2 separate regions of the Homo sapiens genome follow, and region 2 is linked to region 1. Evidence: chromatin loops called from intact Hi-C (ENCODE). Cell type or tissue: mammary epithelial cell. All regions are shown on one strand. Each heading gives the region's core, and the rest is flanking DNA. Links, peaks and the distances in the headings are about the cores only.

Region 1 (8,333 bases), core at 326-8,325:
ATAACTTTACATTACAGAAAAGTAACTAACTGGCCGGGCACAGTGGCTCACACCTGTAATCCCAGCACTTTGGGAGGCCAAAGCAGGCAGATCATGAGGTCAAGAGTTTGACACCAGCCTGACCAACATGGTGAAACCCCGTCTCTAATAAAAATACAAAAATTAGCCGGGCGTGGTAGCATGCACCTGTAATCCCAGCTACTCAGGAGGCTGAGGCAGGAGAATCGCTTGAACCCTGGAGGCAGAGGTTGCAGTGAGCCGAGATTGCACCACTGCACTCCAGCCTGGGCGATGGAGTGAGACTCTGTATCAACAAAAAAAGAAAAAAAAAAAAAAGCAACTAACTGAAAATACAATCTGACTAATTATTGGGCTACAGACTGGGCTATGATCAGGAACCTGGAAAACAAATTGGTTTCTCTAGAAAGTGGCTGAACAGTCCAATCCAGTAAATCTCAAATATGTGGAAATCTTCCCCAATAGAATTTTTAAACCGCTGCACAGACAAACATCACCTTATCAATCTTGCAATTATGCTGCGATTAGCAAATGATAATGCCACATTTCCAAAATGCAATATGATTTTAATTATATCATCTCAATTGAACCTTAAGCAATCTCATGAGGAAAATATAGCAGCTACCATTATTACATTTTACTGTAAAGAAACAAAAGCTCAGAGATTTTAACAAAGTCAAAAAACTAGTAAGGACAGGTCTTTAAACTCCCTAAGCTAAATCTCTTCTGGTAATATTATAATTTTTGTCAAAAATAAAATAAAATAAAATAATCAGTATGGCTGCTAGGGAATTTCTTGAAAAGCAGAATGTGATTACCCAAAGAACACATTTTATTTCTAAGTCTTCCTGCATAATTTCATTAGATCTGTGCTAGATTTATCTTTTTCTAGCTACCATTTTAAATCTAAGCTTACTATATAACTAGGGGCAGGTTAACATAATTGCATAGGCAGCTCGGGTAACAGTTTTACCCTCGCCCATAATTTTAAAAATCAGGTGATATGATAATAATAATATGATCAAACCAAAAGTAGTACAGTTTACTGAAGAAAACTAAACCAGGGGCCTTGGCCCTCTTTTCATTATATGTGCTCTCCTAGGTGACCTCATCTACTCTCATGACCTCTTATCATCAACCTATACATCAATAATCCCGAAACCTTTATGTCCAGCCCCAACTTTTCTCCTCTACTCCAAGTCTGAATTTTCAACTGCTTGGACATCCTATAAGCACCTCACCATCAACATGTTGAAAACCAAACTAATTACCTTTCCTATCATAATTGTCCCATTTTTTGTTCTTTATCTCAATTAACAGAATTGTCATCATCTACCCAGTCACATAGGTGGTTACACAGTTGACCTTGAACAACAGGAATCTCAACTGTGCAGGTCCACTTATCCTCAGATTTTCTTCCACCTCTGCCACCTGTAAGATAGCAAAACAAGTCCCTCTTCTTCCTCCTCAGCCTACTCAATGTGATTTTCTTAATGAAATGTTGTTTTCTCTAGCTACTTTACTATAAGAATACAGTATATAATACATGTAACATAAAAAATATGTGTTAATCCACTGTTTATGGTATCGCTATGGCTTTCAGTCAGTAGTAGGCTATTGGCACTTACATTTTGAGGGAGTAAAAAGTTATACATGGATTTTCGACTATGCAGGGGGTTGATGCCCCTAGCCCCTGCATTGTTCAAGGGTCAACTGAATTAGATTCCATTCTTATCATTATAATCTAATTAGCCACCAACTTCTTTGGATTCTATCTCCTAAATTCCTCTTCTTCATCCCTGCTGTCACTAATTTCATGCGAACCCTCATCATCTCTCACCTGTAATACTGCAATTGCCTCCTAATTACTCTCCCTTCTGTATCTCCCCATCTGATTCATTCCCTACCCAGCTGACAAACCATCTTTCTAAAATATAACTATGATCATGCCACACCCTGTTTAAAAACATTTGATGGCTTCTTTATTGCCTAGAGGAAGAAGTCTCAGCTCCAAACATCACAATCCAACTCTAATTACCACTGAGGCCTTATCTTCTGCCACTATCCCCTACCTTCCCTGCTTTCTGGATAAATTTCTTGCCATGCCCCAAGTGATTAATGCTCTTTCTCGTTGCCATATTAATGCATGATGCTGTCTATCCAGAATGATATTTCATACCTGGTAAACGTATACCTATTCAAGAACCAGTTCAAAGATCAGCAGCTGAAATACCACTAATTCTGTAAAATCTTTTCTAATTCCCCAGTGTAGATTTTATTATTTCCTCCTTAGTGCTCCAAAGCACTTTGCAAATATCTCTGTTATACAGTACTTATCAAACTGTATTATAATTATCTATTTTATTCATCATTTTATTTCCTACTGTGTACGGAAGCTTCCAAAAACTAGATGACAAGAATATTCTTTGTATCTCCCAGTTGTTCCAAAATAATGCTTGGCACACTGCTTGCCTTCAGTAAGCGTTGAGGAGTAACTAGGTTGTACCTCCCACCTTATTGTGAGCATCTGTGTGCCGGATGACATTCCTCAGGAGGACCTTCCCCAGTGGAATCCGGGACATTCTTCAATCTGAAATGAATCAACAAATAACGTTTAGTAATAATTTCTGTTATTACTTTATCTTTTCTTGAAGTTTTATAAAGAAGCATATGAGGTACAGGAAAGATCACTGAACTAGAAGTCAGAGATTCTAAAGAATAGTTTTCCCTTTACCATTAAAAGAGGGAAATGCCTAAACACACTAATGTGAGATGAAAGGAGATAATGTACATTAAAGTTCTTTGAAAATGCACAAGACTACATAAAATTAAGTGCTTTCATGAGCACCATTTTATTTAATCCTCATAACTACTTTTTATATGAGGCAAGTATCTCCATCCCTATTTTGTAGATGAAGTTCCCTTAAAGCTGTAACGTCCCAAGCCACATAGTCCCAGGCAAATGATGTATGTCACTGTCTAAATTAAAAATCAAACCTCCAATCCCAATATAGTTTGCACTGAAGCAAATACGTAGATTTGAGAGTGTCAGGAACCACGGGTGTCAACAGTAACAGAAACTGATTACTCAAAACATCAAATGCAAAGATGTCCTAAATTTCTCCATTTGGGGGCATTTTATTTCCTACTTGCTACGGAAGCTTCCAAAAACTAGATGACAAGAATATTTTCGTGTGTAGCTAGCAGGAGCTTTGTGCAACCACCCCAACGCTCACTCACCCCTTGATCCTGAGGAAATCAGGCATCTTGCTAGTGAGACGAAGAACCACTCCATTACAAGATCTCCTCCGACCCAGGAAGCCAAGGAGTCAGGGCTCAAAGGCAGCTCTGCAGCTTCACCCGAGTCCTTCGTGAAAACGCAGCCTTCCCACTGGTTACTCTGCCCTCACCTGTGGCCCAGGCCACTGCCGCGTTTCCCCCAGCCCAGACCGACAGGCAGATCTCTCTCCCGGACTGAGGCCGGAGGCTGAGCCGGGGCGGAATTCGGACAGCCCGGTTGACCTGGGCATTCCCCGCTCACGCTCCTCTAGGACGAACCCCGGGGGTAAGTTTCACTCCCCAGAAAGGCTGGGAACGCTTTGGATGGCTACGGCCTTCGGTTGGGCCCCAGAAAGTATCTAGGGAGCCTGAAGCGGGGGTTGAGGTTTCCAAGTGGAAGACAGAGGAAATATCCCCATCTTTGTCACCGGGATCCCTGTTCCCCAGCGGCCTCGGAGCTCCCGGTAACCTTCCCTCCAAACGCCCTCCCCACACAAATACACACAAACACACCCATACCGTGCGCCGCAGCCTCGCGTGGCGGGGGGTAGGGGGGAAGAAGTGGTTTGGGAGAAAAAGGAGGAGACTTCCTTTTCAGGCCGGAAGTCGTGCTCCTGAGAAATCGTCCCACCAACAGGCAGCCCAGAGACTCCCACAAGGGAGGGTTTTCAGGACACTCCAGAGGTTGACGGGTGCAGAAGGAAGGCGGGCGCTTTCCTGGAAGAGAAGTGGGTCAGGCCCAACTGAAAAGCAAGCCTGGCACCAGAAGGGGGACATTCCGGAACTAGATATGAAGAGACTTTTCTCCCTGAAGTTCCCCGGACCCAATTAGATGTTGTACCCAGGCTGGTTACCCTGGTAACAGGCGTCGCGGTTTGTCAAGGAACTGAGAGAAGAGGTGGGTTTGCCAACCTATAGAATGATTACCCGTTAGAACTGAGAGAAGAGGTGGGTTTGCAGACCTATGGAATGATTATCCGTTAGTTAAGTTTCCCGTTTAGCATAACCCTTACACAGTAATTGAAGAATCTAAACCTCTTTTCCTCATTCTAAAGATGCTGTGGGACACCTCTCCAATGGGAGAAGAGGCTAAGGAGATTTATCTGAAGACGTAGAGAAGTGTCCCAGCCTCTCTATTAGCTTACTTAATCTCGCAATAATCCTATGGTAGAGGTATTATCGTCTTCATTTTGAACAGAACATTAATTGCTCAAGGTCACAGAGCTAGTGAGAGATAGAACTAAGACCGGAATCTAGGCATTCTGGCTCACAAGTCCATGCTTTGAAATACTAAACTATACTGAGGATTAAGGAAGTCTTATGTGGCCCTCACCCCACACCACACCTCTGGCAATTTCAGAACTGGGGAGCCACCAGTCAGGTGTTGGAACAAGAAGATCAGGAAACCCAGACTTAAAATGATTACTCTGACTTGTCAGGGTCCAAATAGAAGTAAGGCCTTATCTGAGAGGACAATGTGAGAATTTAGGAAGAGGTACTAGATAATTAAAGAATAAGGAAAACATAAAGTGGTGCTGATCCACAACCTTTTAGACACAAATGCTGTCCTAACTTCACCAAAACAATTCCTGACCCATTCCACCTCCCCAAAGCAGAAATGAATCAATAATTACACAGACAGTTTTCTTCCTGAAGTCGTGTTTTTCCACAGGCTTAAGAAAATTATTCACCACTCATAAGTCATGGAGACATCCTCAAAAGGTCTGCTTACCCAAGTTACTCAGTTTTGGAACCTCCTAGATGATCTAGCTCAGAGTGACCCTGAGGGCTATGAGAAGTTTATTCAGCAGCAGCTGAAAGAAGGGAAACAGCTCTGTGCTGCCCCAGAACCACAGCTTTGTCTACAGACCAGGATTCTGGTATGTCGAGTTGGTGCCAGGGATGGGGAGGTCTTGAATGAAATGATCCCAGAATAACCAGAGAATACTTTACACTTAGGTATTGCTAATTTTTTTTGTTTTTTTTTTGTTTTGTTTTGTTTTGTTTTGTTTTTTGAGACAGAGTCTTACTTTGTCACCAGGCTGGAGTGCAATGGTGTGGTCTTGGCTCGCTGCAACCTCTGCCTCCCGGGTTTAAGCGATTCTCCTGCCTCAGCCTCCCAAGTAGCTGGGATTACAGGTGTGTACTACCATGCCCGGCTAATTTTTGTATTATTAGTAGAGGCGGGGTTTCACCATGTTGGCCAGGCTGGTCTTGAACTCCTGACTTCAGGTGATCCACCTGACTCAGCCTCCCAAAGTGCTGGGATTACAGGCATGAGCCACTGCGCCTGGCAGACTTTTTTTTTTTTTTTTTTTTTTTTTTTTTGAGATAGGGTCTTGCTGGCTCTGTCGCTCAAGCTGGAGTGCAGTGGCACAATCACAGCTCACAATCACAGCTCATTGCAGCCCAAGCGATCCTCCCACCTCAGCCTCCCAAGTAGCTGGGATCACAGGTGGGCATCACCACACCCGGCTAATTTTTAAATGATTTTTGTAGAGACAGGGTCTCCCTATGTTTCACAGGCTAATCTCGAACTCCTAGGCCTCAAGCAACCCTCCTACCTCAGCCTCTCAAAGTACTAGGGTAACATACGTGAGCCACCACCCCAGTCTGGATTCCTAATTAAAAGCCAGCAGCCTTGGGGAAATCAAATAACAACAGTATAATCAAACGCAGTTTTAATACATGAAATGACTTACTTGGAGCCTAAAATTCTTTCATTCCTGTGGTGAGTGGCTTTTAGGATATTATTTTTTAAATGTTTTTGTTTTTGTTTTTTTTGAGATGGAGTTTCACTCTCGTCACCCGGGCAGGAGTGCAATGGCACAATCTTGGCTCACTGCAACCTCCGCCTCCTGGGTTCAAGCGATTCTCCTGCCTCAGCCTCCCGAGTAGCTGGGATTACAGGTATCCACCACCACACCTGGCTAATTTTTGTATTTTTAGTAGAAACGGAGTTTCACCATGTTGGCCAGGCTGGTCTCAAATTCCTGACCTCAGGTGATCCGGCCGCCTTGGACCCCCAAAGTGCTCGGATTACAGGCGGGAGCCACCATGCCTGGCCTTAAATGGTTTTAAACTAGGTTTTGAGATGTGCAAAATTATTTGCTTTCCAGAAACCAAAAGAAAAAATACTTTTTATCAACCTGTGTCAGTGGACAAGGATCCCAGCTCCCCAATCAACCACTCATCCAGTACCTCTAACTGTTGGCAAACCAGAAGATACAACTGAGATATCAGGTACAAATAATTGAGAGAAAGCACATTGTAAAAATTTTATTAGGAATGGACAAGATCTTACTTGGTTGAGAGCATTTCAAGTAAAACTCTTTATTTGTTGATAATATAATTACAATTAGTGTATCTTTATGCAAATTTAATACTGTTTAACTTTTGTAATAAGGTGAGCTGTTTTAATCCATGCAAAAGTGCCAAGAAATGTCATAATTGCTGTAGCACTACTGTGATTACCTCTGAAAAATACAGGAATATTCTCTAGCTTTATCAGGAATATGGTTTAATATATTGCCTGACAGTATCATTAGTGCAACAATTTTTCTTCATTTCATACCCTTTCAATTACACACACAGATGCTTACACAGTCATTGATGTTGCCTACAATCCTGATGTTCTTCATGCAGCAGAAAAGGACCAAGTGAAAAAAAATCAGTTAATTCAGATGGCCATGAAATGCATTGAGGAGAAATTCCAGTTCACCCTCTCACACTCTTACCATATTACCAAATTTAGAATAAAAGGAAGCATTCAAAGAATGAAACAAAATCTGATGGGAATCCAAACTGATTCCATAGATTTAAGAGAAAAAATGAGAAGGGGTAAGTTGATGATTGTAAATGGAAAATTAAACTGCTTTAAGATGTTTTTGGATCCTGTATACATTTTGCAAACTAGAAATCTCTATTTTAAAAGGTGAAAAACTTAAGATAGAAAAATGCAAATATTAAATATTAGAAATATCATATCCTTGATTTTTAAATCCTGAAAAATTTTCAATCAAATTCTTTGGTTTAAGATTCTTTTGGCTTGATTCCCAAACTAATTTAACTGCAGCTTTATCTACCATCTCTACTAACACCACATATATTATAGCTCATAGTATTTTATGTTGTAGATTTATTTTTTATCTCCCCTCCACCCTTTTTTTCATAAAGAACTAACTCTTGGACAGATACGAAGCAGTACTATGAGCAATCCAGATCACTTTCCTCAACTGTTACTGCCAAAAGACCAAGTTTCAGGCAAAGCAGTGTGTCTGATAGAAGAGATTTCCAGTACTGAAATCCAGGTGGAGATGAAGATGCCAGCCTATGAACTAAAAATTGTGCATGATCACAGTGAGAAACCTCTGAAAATTGAGTTGAAAGTTGAATTACCTGGTATTAATTCTGTCTCTCTCTGTGACCTTAGTGTTTCTGAGGTAAGTTGAATAGATAACACTGTAAATTTGTATTGGCCAGCATTCACTAACATATATTATGCCACAGTAACAAACTACATAATTTCAGGGGCTTACAATGATTTGCTCAGGTTACCCGGTGAAGGAGCAATTCCCTTCTGAGATGTGCCATTCACATCTCAGCAAAGGGAAAATAGAATGATCAAACCATGCAGTGGATCGTAATACTTCTACTCAGACATGACACTTCATGATATCACTTCTACTCACGCTCCACTGGCCAAAGTAAGTCACAAGGCCAGTTCTACATCAGTAGGACTGAGAAGTGTATTCTCACAGTCACAGGAAGTCATATGGCAGGGTAAACGTACTATCCTCTTACAGAAGAGCAAATAGTTAGAGTCAGTCCTACAGTCTACCAGTCTACACTCTTGGTTGCAAATATTTGCTTCTTTCTGGAAGGAAAACACCTCCAATCCCAGTATCAGACTCCAAAGGACAGAATTTTGCTTTCTCTTCCTCTTGAACCATGGACTAAGACATGTAAAAAAAGTTATGTACTCCCTCAGTCCCATCTGTCATGCAATGTGGAATGGGGAGAAGATAACCGTAATT
Region 2 (8,333 bases), core at 260-8,259, 130 kb after region 1:
GTGCGGAGGTGGGAAGAGGGAAGCTGAAGGAGTTCAAATGCAGCTGTCCCTCAAGTCATTCCTTCCTATGAAGTAGGCCAGTTTATCTGCTGAGGGTGAAAGGGACGGGGAGAATGAAGGAGGCTTCAGGAAAGGGTCAGAGACTTGCGGCAGACCCTGTGAGAAGATGGAAAGAACACTGACTGCTAAAGATTCCTGGCAGCACCAAGCACTCAGCTAGGACTGGAAATCATCATTTTGTAATTGAATCAATCAGCAAGGTTGTATGATTTGCTCTAGACCTGCTCAGCAGGACTGGGCCATGAGCAGGGGAAACCAAGGATGGGCTAATCTAGGACTGAAAATCATCAGAGGAGAGGCAGTGACCACCAGGGCAAAGGAAGTAAGCGTGGTGTTGAAAGTGCTTGAAGTGACTGACGGTAAAGTCTGGGCCAGGGAGAAGAAATTAAGAGACAGTGGATAAGCCTTAAGAAGGTAGAGGACAGGAAGGAAAGGAGAACTTGATGGAATGAAAAAAATAATTTTAATGGGAATGTAGGACCGTGAAAACTGGGGTTTTGAGCAGAGTAGAGTTTCAGAGTTCAAGATTTCAGGGATGGGAAAATTCTGTAGAGTAAGTTTCAAGTGTGGCCTCGGTATGTGGCCTTGTAGAAGTGGCATGGAGGGGGACAATCATTACAGTGGGGACAGTCCAGGAACTGGGAGGCTAGACTGTGGATCCTGAAGTCCTGTCTAGAGAGTGTTAGAGACTAAGGTGCTGAGGCTATTTGGCATTCTGTCCAGATCCAAGTTACTTCATTCTTTTCTCTTTTTTTAAATTTTTGATTTTTGTAGAGATGGAGTCCTTGCTATGTTGCCCAGGCTAGTCTCGAACTCCTGGCCTCAAGCCATCCTCCTGCCTTGGCCTCCCAAAATACTGAAATTATAGGTGTGAGCCACCATACCTGGCCTTCATGTAACTTTAAAAACTAGTTTGTCTTCAATTAAATCATTGATGAAAAAAATTTAGTTGAAGATAAGCCTTTGGCATGTCATCACTATGTTTGCATGCTGACGTGAATCTGTTCAATGGCATCTAACAGCGATCAGAGCTTCACAAGTGAATAGGGCTAGTCTTATCCACAGGTGAAGGGTTATACTATCCTTCTTTAGGCTGCTGCCTCTCCCTTTATGTCTAATTTAGGGAGACAAGCACTAAACTGTCTGTCTCTCTTTGACCTGAAGATATCTGTACTTCTCATCCAAGGGGCAGGCAAGACCCTGTTCTTCCTATAAATGCCCACTGCCAGCTCTGAAGAAACTGACTTAAGGACAAAGTAGACACTTGTGAAGGCCAGCCATGCCATCCACTTCTCCCACAAAGCAGTTTTGTCTTCAAAGAGGCCTGTGGGGCAAGCCTGGGCCCTGAGTGGCTCTGCTGCTTGATTTGAACAATATATTAGGGCTTCTCTTTCTGTAGCAGATGAAATACCATATGCCTTTTACAGGAGGCTGTTACTCTCTGAAAGGTGGACTAGTAGTTTCATTTCTTCATTTTTTTTGGCCTCATTATTTTTTAAAATTATAACTTGTGTAAGAAGCAGATATGTAAAATAGGGAAAAGCAGTGCTTCTCTGATTAGGCCAGGGTCAGGAGTCCAAAACCCAGCTCACTCTTCCTGTGTTTCTCCACCCTCAAGCCCCCACCCCTACTCTCCAGCCATCTAAAGTAATTTAAGGGCTTCACACAGCAGCTGAAAACAAGAACCAAAACAAATATAAACACCAAAAGAAAAAAAAAACTGCATTTTGTTTCCTTCTAACACTATCATTTTACAAGTCTATTATTCAGTGACAAAAAGATACAACAGGCTCAGCAAAATGGAAATATCTGGAATATTGAGAAATAGATCTTGCTTATTCTGGGGACAGTGTCCATAGGCACTCAGAATGGTCCAGCATTTGGCATACCATTGTAGGCTTTTCTGCAATACAGCCTCTAACAAAATTAGGCTGTCCCAAATCCCTGTTCACAGAACTGTTTACCTTCATACCAAGAAGGTTGGGAAAACACCAAAATCTGCATGTGGCGTGTGCCCAGGCCGACTTCAATGAGTTCCTGCTGTGACACCTAAAGTTCTTAAGAGGTTCTCCAAAATAAACAAAGGAAAAAAAACATGTTGGCTGGGTGCAGTGGCTCATGCCTGTAATTCTAGCACTTTGGGAGGCTGAGGTAGGCAGATCACTTGAGGCCAGCAATTACAGACTAGCTTGGCCAGCATGGCAAAACTCCGTCTCTACTAAAAATACAAAAAAACTGACCAGGTGCAGTGGCTCACACCTGTAATCCCAGCACTTTGGGAGGCCAAGGTGGGCAGATAGCTTGAGGTCAGGAGTTCGAGACCAGCCTGGCCAACATGGCAAAGCCCCATTTCTAATAAAAATACAAAAATTAGCCTGTAATCCCAGCACTTTGGGAGGCCAAGGCGGGCGGATCATGAGGTCAGGAGATCGAGACCATCCTGGCTAACACGGTGAAACCCCGTCTCTACTAAAAATACAAAAAATTAGCCGGGCACAGTGGTAGGCGCCTGTGGTCCCAGCTACTAGGGAGGCTGAGGCAGGAGAATGGCGGGAACCCAGGAGGCGGAGCTTGCAGTGAGCCGAGATCGCACCACTGCAGTCCGGCCTAGGCGAAAGAGCAAGACTCCATCTCAAAAAAAAAAAAAAATACAAAAATTAGCCGGGCGTGGTGGCAGGCGCCTATAATCCCAGCTACTTGGGAGGCTAAGGCAGGAGAATCACTTGAACCCAGGAGGCGGAGTTTGCAGTGACCCAAGATCGTGCCACTGCACTTCAGCCTGAGCGACAGAACGAGACTCCATCTCAAAAAAAAAAAAAAAAAAAATTAACCGGGCTGGTGGTGTATGCCTGTAATTCCAGCTACTTGGGAGGCTGAGGCACAAGAATCCTTTGACCCCAGGATGCAGAGGTTGCAGGGAGCTGAGATCGTGCCACTGCACTCCAGCCTGGGCAACAGAGCAAGACTCTGTCTCAAAAAAAAATCCATGTCAGCAAGGCCTGTGGTTGTTCTATGTGTACTAAATGTGTCTGTGACAGAACCAAGCGTGCCTTCCTTATTCAGGAAAAGAAAAAGTATTGAACACACCAGCACAAAGTCAGAAAACTAAACAAATAAATGAAGCTCTTTCGCATAACAATTAAAAAAAAAAAGAATTATATTTTGATTATGACCCTGGATCTTGGTCAAGAGAGGCAAAGTAGGAATGATCAGATTCCAGCTAGGCTTACAGTGATAGTGTAGCTAACAGCTCCTGGGGTAGCTGCCCAGCCCACAATGATTCCCTCTTCTTTAAGAACCCTCCTCTGTGCACACAGTGGTGGGTCCTATGACCAGGTTGGTATTGTATCACCCCCTCCACTGGTCACACTTGATTGGTCTGCCAAAGTTGATTGGTGAAAGCCAGCCAATCCCTGGAACTTTCTGAACTGGCATTTAGGAATAGAATCAGTCTTCCTCCTCCTCCCTCATCTCTCTCAAAGTTGTAAGATATAAAACTTAGACGTTGCCATAGGCCATGCTGCCCACCTGAGAAGGAAAAACCAGCTCTAGTAAATGGGAATAAAGCCAGCATAGAAAGAAGCAGACAAGAGGCAGAGAACAGAGGAAGAGATCCTGCCAGTGTCAGAGTTCTTGATTTCATTGTTTCTGCTGCATCCCTGCCCTTTCCATGGTTTAGTTTTTCTGCCTTTCCTTGGATTCCATGAGTCAATAACGTCCACTTCCTATCCCTGCTAGTTCAAGTTGGGTTTTTGGCACTTGTAACCGAACTAATTTTTTAAAAAAGACCAAGACAGTTGGTACATACTACGTGTGTAACAGTGTTGAACTAATCTCAGTCTGGAGTTTCATGACTAATTTGTTCTAAGGAAGCTAAAAGGATGCCAGTGTAATAAATGTCTAGAACAACTGAAGGTTTTCATGGTAACCACCCTCTGAGTCAGGCCTCAGAAGAAGTCAGTCAGTAGACATAACAAGAGTTAAAACTGTCTGAGAAGGATTTTGGCTTGATGAGACTGGACCCCTCTAAAGTTGTGAGAGCAGTGATAGTACCACGAGGTGGCCGGTGGAAGGAGGCTTTAGCAATCCCATAATCTCCATCAGCTTCCTCCAAGACACTCCAAATAACCCTATGATTTTAGGTAAAAGTCTTCTAGTATACACAATTCCATCCAAAATCTTCATTTGTGCAGGAAATCTTGACCTTGAAAGCTTTCTTGCCACCAAATGTAACCTTCTTCCTGTTTTTCTTTGGGACCTGCCCTTCCTTCCAAACAGGTTTGTAAGCCGAGCCTCAGTTCTCTATCTCCTCCAAGACTCAAGCTCACAGAATTCCTGCAGGGGACTTATTTGCTAGAGTTGCGAAAGCACCAATGGGGCTTCACCAGGGAAGTATGTGGTATCTACTGTTCTTAGAGCAGAAACAGCCAAGGAGGCGACTCTATGTTTTCCTGCTGGCAACAAGAAAAGCAAACAAGAAAAGCAGAGAGCTTTTGTGGTATGCTAGAGAGACAGTTCAGGAGGAGACATGAATGGCTCAGGAAGGAAATTAGTTTTACAGTGAAACCAGATACCTGTTTAGAACTCTGAGACCCTCCAGCAGCAGAAGATGAGGAGATGAGGGTGGGGAAGTTGCTGAGAAACTAAGAGCAAGGCTAGAGATTTAAAAACCTTATGTTATTATTGGCCTAAATTCTGCCAGTAAACACCCTATTGTATTTCTTTTCTATTAACTCTTTCAGCCCTTTACTGAACCTGCAAAAGCTATTTGTTCATTGAATTTGATGGCTAATTGGGTACAAATAAAGTTCACAAGTAAAAATATCCTTGAATTTCTTCTTCCTTTCATGGACAGGTTCTTTGTACAGAAGTCTCCCTTACCCATAGTTTTTCTTTCCACAGTTTCAACCACCCATGGTCAACCACCGTCTGAATATATTAAATAGAAAATTCCAGAAATGGGCCAGGCGCAGTGGCTCATGCCTGTAATCCCAGCACTTTGGGAGGCTGAGGTGGGCGGATCACGAAGTCAGGAGATCGAGACCATCCTGGATAACACGGTGAAATCCCATCTCTACTGAAAATACAAAAAATTTAGCCAGGCGTGGTGGCACGCATCTATAGTCCCAGCTACTCGGGAGGCTGAGGCAGGAGAATTGCTTGAACCCGGGAGGCGGAGGTTGCAGTGAGCCAAGATTGCGCCACTGCACTCCAGCCTAGGGGACAGAGCAAGCCTCCGTCTCAAAAAACAAAAAAAAAAAAAAAAAAAAAAAGAGAGAAAGAAAATTCCAAAAATAATTCCTAAGCTTTAAATCGTAGCCGGGCGCGGTGGTTCATGCCTGTAATCCCAGCATTTTGGGAGGCTGAGGCAGGTGGATCACCTGAGGTCAGGAGCTCGAGACCAGCCTGGCCAACATGGTGAAACCCTGTCTCTACTAAAACTACAAAAATTAGCCGGGTGTGGTAGCACATGCCTATAGTCCCAGCTACTGGGGAGACTGAGGCAGGAGAATCGCTTGAGCCCAAGAGGTGCGAGGTGGAGGTTGCAGTGAGCTGAGATCACATCACTGCACTCCAGCCTGGGTGACAGAGTGAGACACTGTCTCAAAAAATAAATAAATTGAAATCAAAATTTAAAAAATAAATAAATTGTCCAACACTCTGAGTAGTGTGATGAAATCTTGTGCCATCCCACTCTGTTTCACCCAAGACGTGACTCATCCCTTTGTCCAGCATATTCAAGCTGTCTGTGCTACCCGTCATCTTCTTATTGGAACGACTGCCAAGGTATCGCAGTGCTTGTGTTCAAGTTGCCCTTGTTTTACTCTATAATGGCCTCAAAGTAAATTAAATTTGTGGGTAGAAAACATGAAGAGAAACAGGCTCCGACTGATGGCAGTCAGGTTCAGTACCATCCACGGTTTCAGGCATCCACTGGGGGTCTTGAGATGGATGTCCCTTGGATAAGGGAAGATTAATATATTAGTATTCAGCCCAGTGGTCAAAAGATAATATATCAGAAAGTAAAGAGCTAAAGATTTTCTGAAAGATATCATCTCCTAAACTTATTTTTAAATTTCCATCAGTTATGAGTCCCCAAACACTCTCTGCTCCTTCACAAGTACATGTTACAAGGTAAGTGCTCAATAAATGCATGTGAATGAATGGATGAATGAAGTATCACTCTATGGTCTAGGGGTGTCCCTCATCCTAGAAACAGGAGATAAGAGCCCACCCTCAGGGCCTGTGGAATTGGTTCTCTATTGCCTTACCACATCTAGCTAATATCCATGACCACTTTAATGGAGCTTGGTTTGGGGGAATAACAAACAAGAAAATGCATTCAGGAAAGTGTCAGTTTTAGCCTTTGGTCCTTACAGCCTAGACAACAAGGCCAATCATGGCAGATGAAGCCTTTCTAGTGTTCCCTAGATCCTCTGAACCGCCTCGGGGAGTGGCACCTGGCTAACAGTGCCCTATCACTGCTCCACATGCCTGGCCAACTCATCACTCACCACGAGGAACATAAAGCTGCCTGATAGCCTGCTGCCAGGGTGCATCTGTTTAGCTGGCATTGCCTCCTGTGGGAATGAAGCCAATGAGCCTGGGTGGGGAGAGGAGAAATCAGGCAGGATAGAAAAAAGAAGGTTGGGGAATCTGGTGCTGAGTTGCTCTGTAGACTTAACAAGCCTTTAATTTCTACAGCAAAGCACAGAGGAGTTCATTGTGAAAATGTCTGGAAGCCTCTAATTGGCCCAGTGTTGACGCCACCGCTACTCTATGGAGGGCACAAGGCCTTTAGGAGCAATGTTTCACTTTCCAATCTTCTTCCTCACTCACTCTATGTCCCCCTTATGGAGATGAGACCAGACTAAAACTCTTCGTGGGTGTGTGTGTGTGTGTGTGTGTGTGTGTGTGTGTGTATTTTGTTTCGTTTTGTTTTGAGACAGAATCTCACCCTGTTGCCCAGGCTGGAGAACAGTAGCAGGAACATGGCTCATTGCAGCCTCAACCTCCTGGGCTCAAGTGATCTACCCACTTCAGCCTCCCAAGTAGCTGGGATCCCAGGTATGCATGCCACCATGCCCAGCTCATTTTTTTTTTAACTGTAGAGACAGGGTCTCACCACGTTGCCCAGGCTGGTCTTGAACTCCCGGGCTCAAGCCATCCTCCTGCCTCGGCCTCTCAAAGTGCTGGGATTATAGGTATGAGCCACTGTGCCTGGCCTATTCCTATATTTCTAAGGGACTGCCAAGCGGATGAATCTTAATGTGAAATTTCAATTTCTACTTTTCTACTTGGAGGAAAACTGGTAGGGAAAGTCTGCCAGAACTTATGTTCAAAAGCTTAAGGTTCGGACAAGTGATTTCCTGTCAACCATCATTTTCATAAACCATTCCCCCAACTTTCAGCCCCCAGGCCATGCACACCACAGCTGGGCCTACGTTCACTCTTCCCCACAAGTAAGATTTCTGTATCACCTCAATTTTCCCAAGTTTGACACTCTGAACATCTACTGTGGCACGATCTTAGCTCACTGCAATCTCAACCTCCCAGGTTCAAGCGATTCTCCTGCCTCAGCCTCCCGAGTAGCTGGGATTACAGGCGTGAACCACAGCACCCAGCCTGTCTCTTTTTTTAAGAGATGGGTCTCTGTCATCTAAGCCGGAGTGCGGTCACCAGTCACGTGCGGTCACAGCACACTGCAGCCTCTAACTCCTAGGCTCCAGTGGTCCTCTTGCCTCAGCTTCTCAGGGAGCTGAAACGACAGGCATGCACCACCGTGCCTGGCTACTTCCTCTTCACTGGTCTGTGAGCTCCAGTAGGGCACAGACTCTATGTTATTGGACTTCTATGTATTTCCAGAGCCTGGCACAGTGACTGGCAAACACAGTAATTCAGAGAATGTCCAGTGAATGACTGCTTGCATGCATGTACCAGACGAGCAGGGAAAAAATCTGGCCTCAATGAGCAGATGGATTGGTAAATGTTCAGTCCTTTTCATATCAGTACACCCTATCTCTCCCTATAAACTCCTTGGAAGCAGGAACTGAATGTTTTTCAATTCTTTTATCCATCCCCTTTCAATAAACTACTGATTTATGAATAACTAATGAATAACTGAATAAATGAATGCATATTACCCAAACCGTATTATAATCTCAAGTCGCTCAAAACCTCCCAACACAAGCACCAAAGTTGTTTTTAAAGAAAGTTCAGCCCCCCAAAAAACACTTGCAGAAATCCATATTGGCACATTTACAACATTCATA

What was found. Hi-C counts contacts between places; a loop is a spot of excess contacts. Peaks named below come from ENCODE experiments on the same cell type or tissue, not always from the same donor. Only the 100,000 strongest peaks of a DNase experiment are listed, where the experiment ranks them.
Region 2: a loop joins it to region 1, with 2.9 times the contacts of the local background. A loop is called at or near these places in 27 of 110 quality-filtered maps.

Annotation. Positions count from the first base shown.
Region 1 is chr11:112,069,842-112,078,174 of GRCh38, reverse strand. PIH1D2 (PIH1 domain containing 2) reads left to right here and starts at 4,158. Exons shown (of 6, transcript NM_138789.4): 1 at 4,158-4,195; 2 at 4,970-5,177; 3 at 6,417-6,540; 4 at 6,892-7,137; 5 at 7,474-7,739. The coding sequence starts at 5,001. It overlaps NKAPD1 (NKAP domain containing 1), which reads right to left and starts at 3,876. Exons shown (of 6, transcript NM_018195.4): 1 at 3,259-3,876; 2 at 2,532-2,608. The coding sequence starts at 2,600. RefSeq lists enhancers at 3,384-3,433, 3,494-3,613, 4,024-4,073. In mammary epithelial cell, for the core only: a CTCF peak has its summit at 4,055; a DNase peak (open chromatin) is centred at 3,994; H3K4me3 peaks cover 1,912 bases; H3K27ac peaks cover 2,156 bases.
Region 2 is chr11:111,940,488-111,948,820 of GRCh38, reverse strand. The region is part of intron 1 of DIXDC1 (DIX domain containing 1); the gene reads right to left. Among named protein-coding and RNA genes, the nearest start is that of DIXDC1, 7.3 kb to the right of the region's middle. In mammary epithelial cell, for the core only: no CTCF peak of the experiment used is centred there; DNase peaks (open chromatin) are centred at 3,940, 4,450, 5,800 and 6,570; H3K27ac peaks cover 3,815 bases.